Linked DNA regions of Mus musculus: region 2 is linked to region 1. Evidence: chromatin loops called from intact Hi-C (ENCODE). Cell type or tissue: heart. All regions are shown on one strand.

Evidence for each region. Hi-C counts contacts between places; a loop is a spot of excess contacts. Peaks named below come from ENCODE experiments on the same cell type or tissue, not always from the same donor. Only the 100,000 strongest peaks of a DNase experiment are listed, where the experiment ranks them.
Region 2: a loop joins it to region 1, with 4 times the contacts of the local background. A loop is called at or near these places in 2 of 42 quality-filtered maps.

What each region holds. Positions count from the first base shown.
Region 1 is chr13:18,713,239-18,721,238 of GRCm38, forward strand. It overlaps Vps41 (VPS41 HOPS complex subunit), which reads left to right and starts at 4,054. Exons shown (of 29, transcript NM_172120.4): 1 at 4,054-4,098. The coding sequence starts at 4,078. In heart, no CTCF peak of the experiment used is centred here; a DNase peak (open chromatin) is centred at 4,123; H3K4me3 peaks cover 1,234 bases; H3K27ac peaks cover 671 bases.
Region 2 is chr13:18,053,432-18,061,431 of GRCm38, forward strand. No RefSeq gene overlaps it. Among named protein-coding and RNA genes, the nearest start is that of 4930448F12Rik, 43 kb to the right of the region's middle. In heart, a CTCF peak has its summit at 3,981 (motif pointing right); no DNase peak of the experiment used is centred here.

The sequences.
Region 1 (8,000 bases):
TTCACTGTCATTTCATCCTAAAGATTTTAGGTAAAAAAAGGTAACAGTCTAATGCCTGATATCATTTTATCCCCCAAATAAGTTGAGCAGAAAAAACAAAAACACCTTGAGGGGAAGGCCACAGTAACAAGACATAAGCTAAAAACTGGGGAGGTTTCTTGAAACTGCCACTTTGTCAGAAAGTCTAAGATGCTGATAGTTTGTTAAGGTCAGTTTCTCCCTTAGAGGAGTTCTCCTTGCTTGACTTAGAAGCATTATCTCACGAGTGTCAACATTGAAACCATTCATATTGTTTAAAAGGAGATAAGGTTACTGTGAATAAAATGGGTATCATAATATACTAAGTTACTATATTGTTTCAGACCTCTAGGCATACATAACAAGGGACTGTAGGGGCAGATATTTCAACTCAGCAAGTCACTCTGTAAATAGACGGGCTGTGGTCTGGTTGCTAATATCAAGTAACAAGTTTCAAGTCAGGGATGCTATCTTTCCTCCCATAGCTTGAAGGGAGAGGGTGAACAAACAATGTGCATGAGGACATATGTGATCTGATGTAGAATTAATGACTGTTAGGTCAAGCACTCTTCAAGCTTTAGCCTATGTCTGTATGATATGAGGTCATTATTGAAATTCAGTTACTGTCCAGTAAGTCACTCAAAAAGGTCTCCAATTATTCAGTTCTAATGAGGTCCCAAGTGGTCTGTGGAGAGTACTTTGAGTAGCAGGAAGAAGCGCTAGGACCTTTCAGATAAGGGAATCTGAAACTCCCACAGGAGAAGACTTGGGGTTCAGAGGTCATATGCCACTTTCATTCTGCCTAGTAGTCAAGAATGAACCTAGCCTGTAGTAGGTTTTAAGTTTGCACGCCTGTGCCTCTTCACTTCCCTCATGCCCAGTGGATCCCATGCTCAATGTATTTGAATATAGTGAAGATGGCAGATATGGAGAGCACTATCTGAGGGCTCTCAGGGCTTGACTGAGTAGAGAAGAATGTGAACTTCAGCTGCTTCTTTAATCTATCACACACCACCACCCTTGAGAAAGAAAACACCTCAACCATTCTTCATTCCACAGAGTTGAAAGTCCACCATGGGTCAGAGCTGGTAACAGGCTTCTAGCTTCACTTGCCTAGACTTGTCTTGCTGGGTTCTTCATTAAAATGTTTCTAAGAGCAGAACCCATGTAGTGTATGAAAGGGGTGTGCCCTTCAGAGAATCTTTAGAAAGAACTCATTCAACATACAAACCTACAGCTCCATTCAGCTGCTGCAAAAGAAAGCCCAGACAGACAGACAGACAGACAGACAGATAAATCAGCAGTGAAATTAGAGCTACAGCCCTGATTGATTTGAGTTCTCAGAAGACCTTTTGGTTCTCATTTTAAAATTATCATCTTATCTACTTATTTGTTTACTTACTTATTTATTTATTTATTTATTTATTTATTTATTTATTTATTTGTGTGTCTATGTGTGAACACATATTCATATGTGTCTGTTCAGGCTGACTCCTGAAGATGGTGACAGCAAGCACTCTTAACCACTGGTCCAAATCTTCATCCCTCAGAGGACTTTTTCCAGGAAGATTTTCAACTGACAGGCAGGGTTAAGAAGAATCCCAACATAAAAGAAAGGAAGGATTGAGAAGTCATCAAAATTTGAAGGTTGGGCATGGCAACTCACGCCTTTAAACAAGGCACTTGGGAGAGTAGGAGTTGTGAGTCCAAGGGCAGCTTGGTCTGTATATTGAGATCTAAGACAGCCAGGGTTGCATAGTAAGACCTGGTCTCAACAAAACCCAACAATAACAACAAAATTTGAAGTGGGTGGAGTGGATCACACACTGTTGTCCAGAACAAACCCTTGTTTGAGAATTCAGTGGTGACTTTCCCTGAATCACTGCTTTTAGGTATGACTGATTCTCATCAAAATTGAAACGACCAGTAAAACAAGGAGAAAACCATGGTAATAAACCTGCTTTTGTCTTCCTCTTTCATGTCTGTGTCAGATCAAAACAGGAGACAGCCAGTCTCACCAGATGCTGTGGATCCAGTTCACAATGAGAAAAGGAAAAATGATGGTTTGTGAAGACAATCAGAGGAACAGAAGATTTAGATGTCTTCTATTTCCCGTGGAAATTAAACTTAGGGCTTGCTCTGTGTCTGCTATGCAGGAGCTTGTTGCACAGCACTAGCTTCTGAATCAAACAATATCCATCTTCATCTGCTTGTAAACAATCATTCTTTCATAGGAGGAGGTAGGGAGAGCCACTGGACCCTTACCAGCCTCTCATCCCAATCTCTCATCACAGCCAGCCTCATGCAGCTTTGTACTGATTGTGTGTGCCTTCATAGTTTCTGTGAGAGGTTAGAGGACTTAGGCTAGGGGAAAACAAGGAAAAGAAAACCCATGTATTGTTATGGTTAAGTCTTCAGCCAGGGAGGGTAAAAACTTTCCATTGTGGTTGCTTTGGGGCCACTTGTGCTCCAGGCAGTAGCCCTTCACCCATGCTCTGTAAGCTCAATAAGCTCATTGGTTCCCCAGGGGAGCTTGATGGGTCTGAAGTTTGGTTTGTTATTGGTACCTTAGAAAGAAGGAGATAGATTGTCTAGGCACCTGCCAGTTAAAAAAAAATTCTCACAACAAGGTCTTTCAGTAGCTTGAAGTCCACCATGAGTGCTGTTTGGGCCTGAGTGGCTTAATAACATATATAAAATTCTGTTCGATCAGACATGACCTTGGACCCTTGGTTGTGGGTGTCCAAATTAGCTGCTTGGTGCGCAGACTGGAAGAGGGGCCTCAGGAAGAGCTGGAGGTTTATTAAGGCTCTTGGGAGAAGACAAGAGTCTGAAAGATGACATCGTCATGGCTTCCAGGTCATTGAAGACCATGAGTTGAGAAAGCAACATCTAGAGACTAAGGGAAATGCTGAGTACTAAGAATATGACTTCCTACTAGGCTACTGTCAGTGGGAATTACAGGGAACGAAAGGGCACTGAGGCATCTGCCACAGTCTGCCAACTGTGCTGCCCTCTGTGAGTTGCCAGCTGCTTAAGACAATAAACAGACAATGGCTATCAGTGGATAAGATGAGTGAATTCCCACAGAATAGGAAAGATAGTTTACTTTGTCCTGAAACATAGGATAGCTCAAGTTTTCTAAATGATGTTTTTCATATTACATTTACAAATTATTATCTGACATTGTATCTTGAAGATAGTCAATGTGAGTTACGAAGCAATTAAACAATAGAGATTTATAATTTTCTATATTCATATGTCAGTTGCTATTTTTTCTCTAACGGGGGACCAGATTTGATTCACAACAGCTATATGGCAGCTCTCAAATATATGTATCTGTAATTCCAGGGAATCTGATATGCTTTTCTGACATCTGAGGACACGAGGTTCCTAAGTGTGCACAGACATACATGCAGACAAAATATCTATACAATTCAATTTTAAATTAAAATGAAAGATGTCAATTTAATGTACCAAGATACTAAATCTTTGCAGGAATACACATTATTTTCTCACTTTCCACTGTAGACTTTTTTTTTTTTATATAAATAGTCACTATCACTTTAAAAAGTGAGTGGGCAGGCACAACAACATATCAGACTAAAGAACATTTGATATAGTAGTCTTAGACTTCGGAGAGGGATAGGTTCTAAACCTAGGCTTTTTAGGTAAGTTTAGTGAAATCTCCGAGTTACTATCCTTTCCCCTGTTAATGGCGGTAACAGGAGGGATCACAGGGAGGACTAAATGAGATAATTCATAATTTTACTGTAAACGGGAGCCTGAAATAGAAAATGAGATAATTCATAATTTTACTGTAAACGGGAGCCTGAAATAGAAAGAACTTAATGCTACAATAACAACAGAACGTAGACCAACAACAAAATAACAATTTAGCATTAATTATAGATATAGTGGTGTCTCTGTTGAGCAAAAATGAGAGCTGGCTAAGGAACCAGATTAGTGTGCGGGAAAAACTACATTTCCCAGTAGGCTGTGGCCCAGGGGCTGTTTTCTCCTATTTCCGGGTATGTCACATGACTCTCAGGCTGCGCTATGGCGGAAGCAGAGGAGCAGGTAAACGCTGGCAGAACTAGTTCGGGGCAGCCGGGAGCTGGAGACCCGAGCGAGGGGTTCTGGGACGCGGAGTGCCAGGAACGTGGCAGCTCTGACCGGGCGAGTTGGGGTGGCCCTTCTCCGCGCGGATAGCGCCTTGCACACCCGCTCTGTCCGAGCCGGCCTTGCCTGGGCTCAGCCCTTCTGGTTTATGTTAAATGGGATTTTTTGAAAAAGGCAAGTTAAGAGTAGACTGCTATGCAAGGCTTTAAGGATTATTCCCGTTGCTGGCAAGACGTAGATGGAAACGTCCAGCTATAGCTGAGAAGTGGCATTGAGGTGCTGAGTACAAATTATTGCCTTTTTTTCATACAGACGTTCTGATATAGGGCGAAGGACAAAATTAAATGAAACTAACAAAATAGAAGACTCAGGCTAAAACTCGGAAGAGATTCCTTAAGTATATGTATATATGTGTATGTGTGTATATGCATATACATATATGTATACACACACACACATAGAAGCATATATATGTATGTATCATCTACCATATTTCCCCCTCATATATTAAATGCCCTGCTTGCCAGTTTCTGTGATGTTCCTTAAGACATGCATGGTGATGCTCTGTTTACTGTCCTAAGAGACATTTACTAGTGGACTTTTTACTGTTCACATCTGTGCTTTATTTTGAGTGTGCCAAAAGTTACGGAATTTGACAAGGAAAAATTTGGGTTTTGTCATTACGTTAACAAGAGCCTCTTTACTATCATTTGTGCAAACTGTCTTTTGCAGTGCAGGTCCGAGGCAAAAGAGTTTTCCTTCCCAGCAGACCTTGCTTAGTTTGACTACTGCAAGGTGGCTTTTCACATTGAGCATTTTCATTTCACGTTGAAATACAGTTGTGGTTTTGTAGTAAAACAAACATCCAAGTTAAGTTTTTAGATTAGACCCAGTGTGATAGAAATATGGAGTAGCCCTTGTATTCCCACTCATGCAGAAGAGGAATTTGCCAAGGCTGTCTGATGTTAAAATGTAGAAAATCAGGCAGATAACCTGATTCACAGTTGTGCAGTGCTTTCGAGCTTAAAAAGATCCTCACACATGGCATTTGGTCCTTCTAAAAGAATTCTGTGAGGTAAATATTTATTCTGATATGGAAGTCATATACAGCCTCCATGTCCTAAATCCTCTTGTCCCAAACTGTGGTAAAACAGTGCCCATATTGTAATCACCCTAAAGGGCCTTGAGTATCCACCCCTTCCTCGGTTCTGTGACTCTGTAAGCCACTCTGTCTCATGCTGCCTTTCTTGCTATTCTGTAACCAGTCCAGGCCTGTACCCACGCAGGACCTTTGCTCACACTGCCCCTTTTCATGATCTCTGACGTCTACAAGGCCTTCTCCCTTACTGTCCTCAGGCCTCTGGGATGGTGTGCTTTCCGATTGTGGCTCATTCTTTGAAACCACCTTCTGATGTTCGTCTACATAATACTTATGATCTTAAGCTTTTTATTTCTCCTTGTATATTCTCACTTCTGCTTGCCACATGATAAATATTTATTCATTACTGATGGCTGATATTGGGATATTGCTTAATACTTAATATATTAAATGATTGAATTTTACAGAGAAATGAATTGAAATGCAGTCAGTTTGAACTGTCTCATGCTTACATCTATAATGTTTTAGTGTCATGTCTCCAAAGCTCACATTTTCTTCACACTACCTTGTGTCTTAAAATATGCTGAAGAACCTGTCTAAATTTTATATATGAATATGTGTGTGTATATATGTGTGTGTGTGTGTGTATATATGTATGTATGTGTATATATATATATAAAAACTTTATGATGTGGAATAGCCCTTATCATCTTCATGGTTTTCCATTTAGCCCTTATTCCTGCTGTAGTGTTTTCACAGCTGATGTACTTTTAGGAAATGCATTCTTCTCCATTGCTATCAGGGCAGCCTTGAGAAAGACCAGTAGTCTACTGCCTGTTGCAGAAAGAAGCAGACATTCATAAATTGTTTTATGAATTCATAAAAATTGCTATGTCAAAATATAAATAAATAATATTCATATCATTAGTTTAAACATGAGTAGGTTTTTCTTTTTCTTTTTTTTTTTTTAAGTCTGGATTGGTGCTGCTAATATTTTGGCACCTTGAATATTATTTGAAAACCGTGACATCCTTTTTTCTTCTTACTGGGTATGTTAGGAGTTGGCATGTGTATTTAAATGAACTATCATGACAAATTACAGAGTGAGGCAAAACATTTTCTTGGTACCCTGTCCTGTAAGTGCAAAATTTCTCCCAAGATGAATAGCTCAAAATTAAGCCCATTGGCTTATCTTTCCTGACTGTTGTGTTCTTTGATGGTAGTCTCCACTTTAATGTTATGAATAGCCCAAATGGTGACATCTGCACTGAGTTAACATGCTATAAAAAGTTTCCACAGTTTAAAGCTAAAAATCACTGTTGGAGTAGAGATAAACAGATGTCTTTAAGTCATAATGAAAACCTTGATTTTGCTGATATAGAAAAAGTACTTTGTAAAAGTAACATTTGTGTTTTATAGTTCACAGAAAGCTAATAACCTCAATGCTGCCAGGGATTCTTGTAACCAGCAGTTTTGCTTCGTTCTGGAACGATTTATAGGTGGCTTTCATAGTCACAGATGCCCAACAGTGTTTGTCCCGACCCCTCATGAATAACGCTCTGCTTGAAGTCTGGTTGGTGGTGTATTTGTCTCCTGCGGACTGCTGAGTCCTCAGAATGAGGGCTGTAGCTTACTCATGTCTGTATCTCTCCAGGAGCTTGTCTTCAAACCAAAAGGGAATTTAATAGAAAGAGAACACTCAAAGTTGTCACATTGTGAATTCTGTTCAATAGAGTTTGTGTGTATCATTGCATCATATTTAAAACATTGGGATGTTAATAATTCACGTGTAATATGGACCACCTTCTCCACACTTCTTCCAAGCCTCTCTGCCCACTTTCATCTCTTCTCCACTCAGCCACAAAATTAACCTTCTGGTCCTTGACTGGATGAGACAGTTTTGTTTTGATTTCCACTACTGCATCTTAGAAATTAGGGGAATTTCATCCTTATTTCAGGTTATTCGATGGTATAATCCATGCCTATGAATAGCTCCATGCATATAAAGTAAAAATGAGGTTTGTCTGTATTCCAGTGCCTCTTTGTTTTTTGTTTTTGTTTTTGTTTTTTGCTTTTAAATTTATTCTCTAAGACTTATTGCTATGAAATATATCTATTAAAGTGGTTAGGGTGAAATAGCTAATGTATAAATAAGACAAAGATTAATCATTTAGATCCAGGTTTGGCTGGGGCAACCTAGGTTGCGCTGTAAAGGAAAGTCAATGTTTAAAAATAGCCAGTGCTTTCCAAGTTTAAGTCTCAGGTTGGTACCATGGACTTAAAGCCATGACAGTGAAGCTCACGTTGGAGGAGCAGGACACCCACCTACGTCCACTGTGAAGATTGTCCCCATTGAGGTCCATTGGAATCAGAGATACTACTAAAAGCTGGAAACCATTAGGGTCCGTATGCAGTTAAGCCAGGGCTAAGTGGAGGGAACACCCTAAGGAAAATCTCATTAGAGATCACAGACTCTAATGATTGGGAGATCACCTTATCTTTGTCTTTCTAGTAAAAGCTATCCTACACTTATCTGAAGTGATAAGTGTGTTTTTGATTAGCATTTTTATTATTAGAGATTCTGAGAACCTTTCATGTACCTTTTGTCCATTTTTTAATGTCTTCTTTGTCTATTTAGGTTAGGTTATATGTTTTTTTGCTATTGAGTTGTGTAAATTCTTTGCAAGCTTGGAAAGTTAGACTTTTGTGATGTATATGGCCGACAGATTTTTTTCCCCAACATATAAGCTGCCTCTGTATA
Region 2 (8,000 bases), 660 kb before region 1:
GTCATTGTCTACTTCCCTAGCATGCCAAGCCACACTTGAGGAGATTGTCCCATCTCCACAGCTGCAAAGGTTTGTATCAACAGAGCTTGAGCCCTGCGATGGCGATGTTGCATGCGACAGATGCACCAAAAGGCCAGGACACTGATGAGCATGCAGCACAGTGCCAATCCACCAATACCGGCCCATTACTTTAGGTGTGTGTGACATAGCAGTGGCAATCCAATCTGCAAGTCCTTCAGCCATGGATACCTCCACCCGAGCGGAATTGATATGGACTATTCCAAAATCTCCTTTGGGTCTAAACAAGGTCATAACCGAAGGGGTCTGCATGGGCCATGTTACCAATCTAAGCATTCTGGTCACAATAGCTAAAGAAAACGTAGAAGCATTCCAACACATACTATAAAAACAACTATCCTCCTTACATTCTACAACATCATCAAAATAACTACCATTATAAACTAAAAATACAAAAGGAGGCCAAATGCATACAGGCGTGGCTTTAAAGAATACATTTTTCCCATAAGCAAATTGAATAACAGAAGACTCAAATAATACAGATCCATTCCAATAAAAGCTAGTATTTCCCCATGCCCCACCCATCAACATATTCAAAGAAGAAAGATCTGTACAACTCCCACTTTATCCCACACAACAGCCATACATTAAAGGATTGCTTGCCCCTCTCTGGGCTGGATTTTGATACGTCCAATTAAACCCTGAAAACGTTTGATTATGACTGGTACTAATATAAGGGGAAAAGGTAAAATATTTTTTCACGGCCCACGCAGCTTTCCTGGACTGGCAGCCGGTCCATGGGGGAAGCGAATCTTGAATACCCCTACAAAAGGGGGCCCATCATAGATCTTCAGTCATCACTGCATGCAGCATCATCACCCCCAGAAGCAGCTTCATCAGGGCACCTCCGTTCATCTTGAACTACCCTCATCAATCACTCCGGAACCCACAGCGGCTGGCAATGATCCTGTGGAAAAACACAAACAGACCCTCTCGCCCAGACCAACACAGGATCGGGCCCATGCCATCGTCCACTCAGAACATCCTTCCACGTGACTGTGCCTTTGTAGGATGCCTCGGGATTGGCAAACCATTCCGCAGCAGTCAGATCATTTTTATCTTTATTCAAAAAATTCAAGGTAAGGAGAGCAATGGCTAATCTCTCCCTAGGAGGAGCGCCAGAGGCTACCCCCCTTTCTGTTTTATTAGGCACTCTTTCAGAGTGCGATGGGCTCTTTCAATGATGCCCTGACCCTGAGGATTGTAGGGTATACTGTGCACCAAGTGGACACCCATCATTTTACAAAAGGAAACAAAAGAAGCTGAAGTATAAGCAGGTCCATTATCAGTCTTAAGCTCTCTGAGCTGACCCCATGCACCCCATGCCTCAAAGCAATGGGCAATGACATGGTGTGCCTTTTCACCAGTATGTAGGGAGGCAAACAACACCCAAGAGGCTGTATTTACAGAAACATGAACAAATTGCAGTTTACCAAATTCTGAAAAATGAGTCATGTCCATTTGCCAAATGTGGAGGGGAAGCAGGCCGTGAAGGTTTACTCCCACACTCACCTGAGGCAATAGGGGGCCACAGGCTTTGCAAGCCGTAACAATATCTCTTGCCTCTGCTCTAGTAATATGAAATTGAGAAGAAAGTGTTTTGGAATTCACATGAAACTGTGAATGAAATCCAGGAGCCAGTTCTACAGGTTTCTGAATCAAAAAGGCAGAAGCAGCTCTAGCAGCTTTATCAACCAAATCATTGCCCTCTGCTAAAGGGCCAGGCAAACCTGTATGAGCTCCAATGTGTTGGACAAAAAATGGAGAACTTCTATTTAAAATTAAGGATTGCAATTTATTTAACAAATCCCCTATAGTGGATCGAAAATTCACCTTCCCCACCATTTCCATCACTGCTAGCGAATTAACCACATACTATCTGAAATTAAATTAAAAGATTCAGAATACAATTCAAAAACGTTTATAACAATGTGCAACTCAATAACTTGGGGAGAAGCAGGGGGAAACTGTAAAGTTACTGGCGTGGAGCCATGGACCAAATATGCTCCGCAGCCTGTCTTAGACCCATCTGTAAAAATTAAAGGGGCATCAGGCAATGGCACTCAAGAAGTAATTTGTGGAAAAACAACTGGATGAGCTTTAATCAGCTGCAAAATGGGATCCTTAGGGAAATGATTATCCATCTTTCCCATGAAGCTACATCTCAAAATTGCCCAATCATCAACAGTAGCTGATAATACTTCTATTTGCTTCATATTATATGGAACAATCAATTCCTGAGGGGGATTGCCAAAATATTGAATACATTGTTGTAGGCCAATCAAGGCCAATTGTGCTACCAAGGCAGGGCAATAAGACAAGATTTTTGCGGGTGAAATCTTGGGATGTATCCATAGCAAAGGGGCGCCCTGCCAGAGGATACCCTTTTTTGAGTACCCTTTTCAACCAAACTTAACGCTACGAGGGCAGAATCAGTAAGCTGCCGGGGAGAATTTAATTCTATATCTTCCGGTAAAATATTATATAATGGTTGTAATTGTTTGTTAGTTAGTCCCAAATAGGGACGTACCCACTGTATATCCCCCAATAGCTTTTGAAAATCATTCAATGTCCTCAAATTATCCCTCCGAATCTGAATTTTCTGGGGAGATACTTGACTATCAAAAATTTTAGTTCCTAAATAATTCACCATTTTTCCTTTCTGAACCTTTTCTGGGGCTACAACCAATTGCTTTTCTTTTAGTTTTTGGATCACTATACTATATGTGTGTGTAACTTTAATTGTCTCACTCCGAGAACCTCAATAGTCCCTAATCCGGGAACCTAATAGTCTCTAACCGAGAACTTGAATCATTCCACTTTCCTGGGAGCTTTCCAACTGGCTACTCTGACTGCGGAGAGTTCTGGACTCATCACATCCTCGTACGGGTTCCACCACTTGTCGCTACCGTCTCTGACCAGCAGAAAAGAAGCGACAAAACCGATGTCCTTCTCAAGGCAGTTTATTCAGGAACTTCACAAATGTGTAGGAAAAAGAATAATGCCACAACCTCTCTTGGCCATCCCCCTTTATCCCCTCCAGTCCACTCCCCCTCACCCCAGTCCACGTAGGCACAGTTCATTGGCTCAGGACTACATTCGTCACATCATCTGATCTTTGGTGCATCTGCGCAATGCAGCTCAAGGTACGTGGCTATCTTGAGGGATATGAGGAAGTCAGGTGCCAGTCATAAGACTTGGCAGCAGTCCCGGGCTCCATGTTGGAGCTGTGGCCACACCCGCTCCTCACAATGAAACATGGAAAGAAACTCAACAATTAGCCTAAATCTGACTATGGTTAGCCTAAATAGGAGTGTTTCTCTTTCCTGAAGTTAAAAAAATCCCACTTAACAACTATTTTTTTCTATTAAAAGCCAATTTGTTAACGATTTTTTAAACATTATATGTATATGTTTTTTGCTTTTGTTTTGTCTGTTTGTTTGTTTGCCTGTATGTATGTCTGTGCACCATGTTCATACAGTACCTGTAGAGGTCAGAAGAGGGCATTGGACTGGACAGTCAGATGGTTGTGAGCCACCATGTGGGTGATAGGTATAAAAGCTGGGTTCTTTGAAAGAGCAGCCAGTTTTCTTAACTGTTGAGCCACCTCTCTAATCTCTCGTTAACACCGTGAAAAGCTACTGTATCTTAGGCATCAGTGTTCCTATGTTCTTCTTCAAATTCTTTTATTCTTAGAAAACAACCATGGCAATTAAAAACGAACACAGTGCCCAGTCATCCTGGTATTTACTGTGTGCCAAGGTCCTGCTATGCGCTGAATGGACAACAATCCCTGAATTGGCTTTTACTTGAACTTTACCTATGACGATGAACTTGACTTTTGCGTACTTAAGAAAGAGACTTAGTTTTTATTAGGCTAAAGGGTGGTTACAGTAGTTAACACCAGGTGGCGCTAAAAGACTGGGCTTGGAAATAGAGTGCTTGGGCCTCTGCAGTACACTAGGATGAGAGATGTTCCTATTGAGAACAGAGTTAAAGAAAAGAAGGGCCAGCATCACCCTCGATTTTACATCACCACCACATGCCAAGGTCCATTCTCTCAAGTTTTCTCGGTGGTGAGTTCTCTGGAGAGCTGAAATTCTTCGTGTGTATACACAGTGATTTTCCTGGGGTGTCAAATGTCCCTAAAAATTATCCTGGTTTTTCTAAGAGAAAATGAAAACAAATCTCACTTGAAATTACATTAGGAATGGTCTGGTCTTTTCCCTCACCGCTTAGCTATGCAGGAACACAGAACACATCACCTGAAAAACCTTCTCATCAACTTGGGCTTTATTGATGAGCACAAGTCCCCTTGCTTAGGGATCTCCAGGATGCTCAGAAGGGTTTTTCTCTAGTGCTGGTACCAGGGGGCTAAAATCCTTCAACAGACACCACAGTTTAACACAGTAGAATCCTTCCACTGGCCTTCAAAGGCATGGCAGAGGTAAGAAGAGTGGAATAGAAAGCCCTGCCACTCAAAAAACGGAAATTCCAGGAGCTTGTGAAACACAAGTAACCAAAATCAAGGACTAGCACTCTTGGAAGGAATTAAGACACAGGGGAGGGCAGAGCTGTGCTAGAACTTATGCAGGGTCTATGGGAAGTGGCTTTGGCAATAGATGTGGGAAGAGGGATGTTTTAAAGGCATGTTCAGTGTTTTGTTACCAGCTCTTTCTTTTCTGAGTTTCAAATCTAATAAAAATTTAGGGCAGTAGTTGGACATATGATTTACATGAATCCCTCGCAAAATGGTTGCGGTCACTTCTTTATGAAAATAGTAGCATTATGGGGAATATTTTCTTTTTTTCTTTCTTTTTTCTCTTTTCCTCTCCACCCCTTCCAGGACAGGATCTCACCATATAGCCCAGGCTTTCGACTCATAATCCTCTTGCTTCAGCTTCCCAAATGCTGAGGTTTTAGGCATATGACATCATACCTGCCTCTACTATCTCATCATATAGCAGCCAGTTACCATTTTGGATTCCTTGATTTGACCCAGACATCAGACAGTGAATTTTCCTTGTGATCCCTGTTGACATAATAGTCATGCTTTTAGTCTGAGCCTGGAACTCTCCAGATACTCCAGGAACACTAGAGGCAGGAATTGGTCTATCATTCTTCATTTCAAGGTCCTCTTTTGGTCAAGGGAGAAATAGTGGGGAAGGCCAGCTGTTCCACAGATTTTGCTCAGTGGCAGCTACTTGGCTAATGTAATCTGAGGAAGTTGTTCTCTTAAGTCTTCTATGTATATTTTATTTATTTTAACATTTGGCCTTGAAACCATTATTGAAGGCATTATCTTGCCCTCAACACATTTTGAAACACATTTAGTCTGTGAGAGCAGTAGGACCAAAGAAGGAATTATATTTTCCAAGAGATGGTTTTAAGCTGCATACAGTGGTATACATCTGTAATCCTAACTGCTCAGGAGACTGAGTCAGGGGGACTGCAAGTGTGATGCTAACCTGGGATACATTCATAACAAGATCCAGCCTAGACTGGAAAATTTTGTGAGACTCTATCTTTTAAAAATTGGCTGGGAGTGGTGTAAGGTGTCACTCAGTGCTAGAACATTTGCTTATGTGTCTAAAAAAAAAGAGTTGAATCTAAGGTTAAAACTATGATTTGGGGCATTTTATTTCTGTACCAATAGTCGTTGAGTCTACAAAAATACATTAATCTACTTGGCCGGCTCTCTACATTTGTCATTCATTATATACCACAAAAGGATTTTATAAACATGTACATATAGGAACAGAAATTTAAGGTGGATTTAAGACGAGGGAATCACAGAATAGTGAATACAGTATTCGAAATCTGAAGCATGAGTTTTGACATTACAGTGGTGTGAAACTTTCTCATTGACAAAAATATGTGCAACCAAGGTATTCCCCCTATACCTGCTAGCCTGGAAAGAGGGTGTTCCCCCCCTTATGGGTTACCCTCTACTTCTCTGCTCTTAGATCTACTCTTTCTAGCATGACAAGAATATTTCTGGATTGTCATTTGTATGTGCAACTCCAGGTCACTGGGGCTGCTCCTAGTTTCTTCAACAAGGAGTGTGATGAGCTCTCAGGAACCTGCAGCAAGAAGCTTGCCAGTCTCCTCTGAGAGTGCATTTGCAAGGACAAGCAGGTCTTTGTCCTTCTAGAAGTGCCGACCTTCTGAAGGGTCTTTTTCTCAATCCCTGAAAACAAGCAAAGCTGTTGTCTTCTGAGACGCATTGGTGTCTCTGGTTATGACCTTCAGCAGTTAGTCCTTTCATGCTTTTGCACAATTATTCCCAGTGAGGCAACTTCTGCTTTGGATACAAAGAGGTAGCAAGTGATAAAAGCACCCTGTGTCTGCTACCCCAAGATGGTTATGACTAGTTGTCCTCTCAGTTTGTACTGCCAAGGAAGGTGTGGACAACAGGAATTTCAGAAGAGCAGCAGGATTTGGGCAGTCATTGCAGACAGCAGCCAAAGCAAAGTCTTTCCATTGAAAGGCAGCTTCCTTTTGGTCCATAAATTCTGACAAAGGCTTTGTGGGCTTCTCTCTGAGCAGATTTCAAGATGAAATATCATCCATATAGATAAATACCAAAACCCCATCTATCTGGAGGAGACTTGGGCTGGAACTGACAGGTGCAAACCAGGAACCCTAGGAGCTCATACCTCTCTCTGTCCACCAAGAACTGGATGGAACAGAAAGTGGTTGCCCTCATTGTACAGTTCAGACAGCACTGCACCTCCTGAATTGTGGAGGCTTAGACAACATCTGAGATTAGAAGAGACCATTACAATTTCAATAAGTATTCTAAAGTGATGCTTTGAGAGTTTGTGTTTGTTCTCCAGGTCTGCTAATAACTACAAAGTCTTAACACAATGTGCCATTCAAAAATCACACTCAAGCCACTGTGCTTGTGTGCATGCATACACTTGCAGCTCATTAGTGTCAAGCTCTTTGTATTTTAACGAGTGTGTTTGTTATGACAGGAGGCATGGTACAGATGCTGTTTTGCTTCCATCACTGGAAGCTTAGAAAACTCAAAGCAATAGAGACAATGTTTTACAGTCTCTCAGGACATCTGTTGAATACACAGCCAAATGATTTTATTAAAATAAATCTGCGGCTGATTTTTCTTTAATAGTAGCTGAATAAATACATTGACCATTTATAACTGTTATGCTTATGGGAGCCAGGGAAACGATATGCATAGCTAGCTCTATCCCTGGCCCCATCTTTTGGCTTTCAGGATTGGAAAGTGGGATCCCTACACAGATCAGGATGTCCCCCTGAATCTCAAGGTGGAACAGCTTTGTGGGGAGAAATTAGTTTTGAGCACTAATCAGACATCTCTTTGAACTCTTAAATTATTTCATGGTTTTAAACTCCTCAGTCTACACTGAAGAGTTGGGGAACAAGAGAAAACCACCTGGGGTCTTGTATTGGCCTCTTTGAATGGACAGGTGTGGCAAGTAGAATTTGGAGAATGCCCCTGTCTCAGCCCATTTGTTGCTGCTGTAACAAAATACTCAAGATGGGGATTTATAATGGATAGAAATTTATCTGGTCCCCAGTTCTGAAGTTTGGGAAGTTTAAGGATATAATGCCAGCACTTGCTCAGCATCTGGCAAGGGCTCACTTGTGCATTATAAGGTGTGTGGGAGCATCACATGGCAAGCGTTTTAGCTCAGGTCTGTCTCATTCTTATTATGAAGCCTCTAATGCTCTCATTGGGGATCCTGACCTCATCCAATCCTAATCACCTGCCTAAGGTACCACCTCTAAAGGATATAAGATTTTTTCAATTATTTATTAGATATTTTTTCATTTATATTTCAAATGCTATCCCAAAAGTCCTCTATACCCTCCCCCCACCCTGCTCCCTTACCCACCCACTCCCACTTCTTGGCTCTGGTATTCCCCTGTACAGG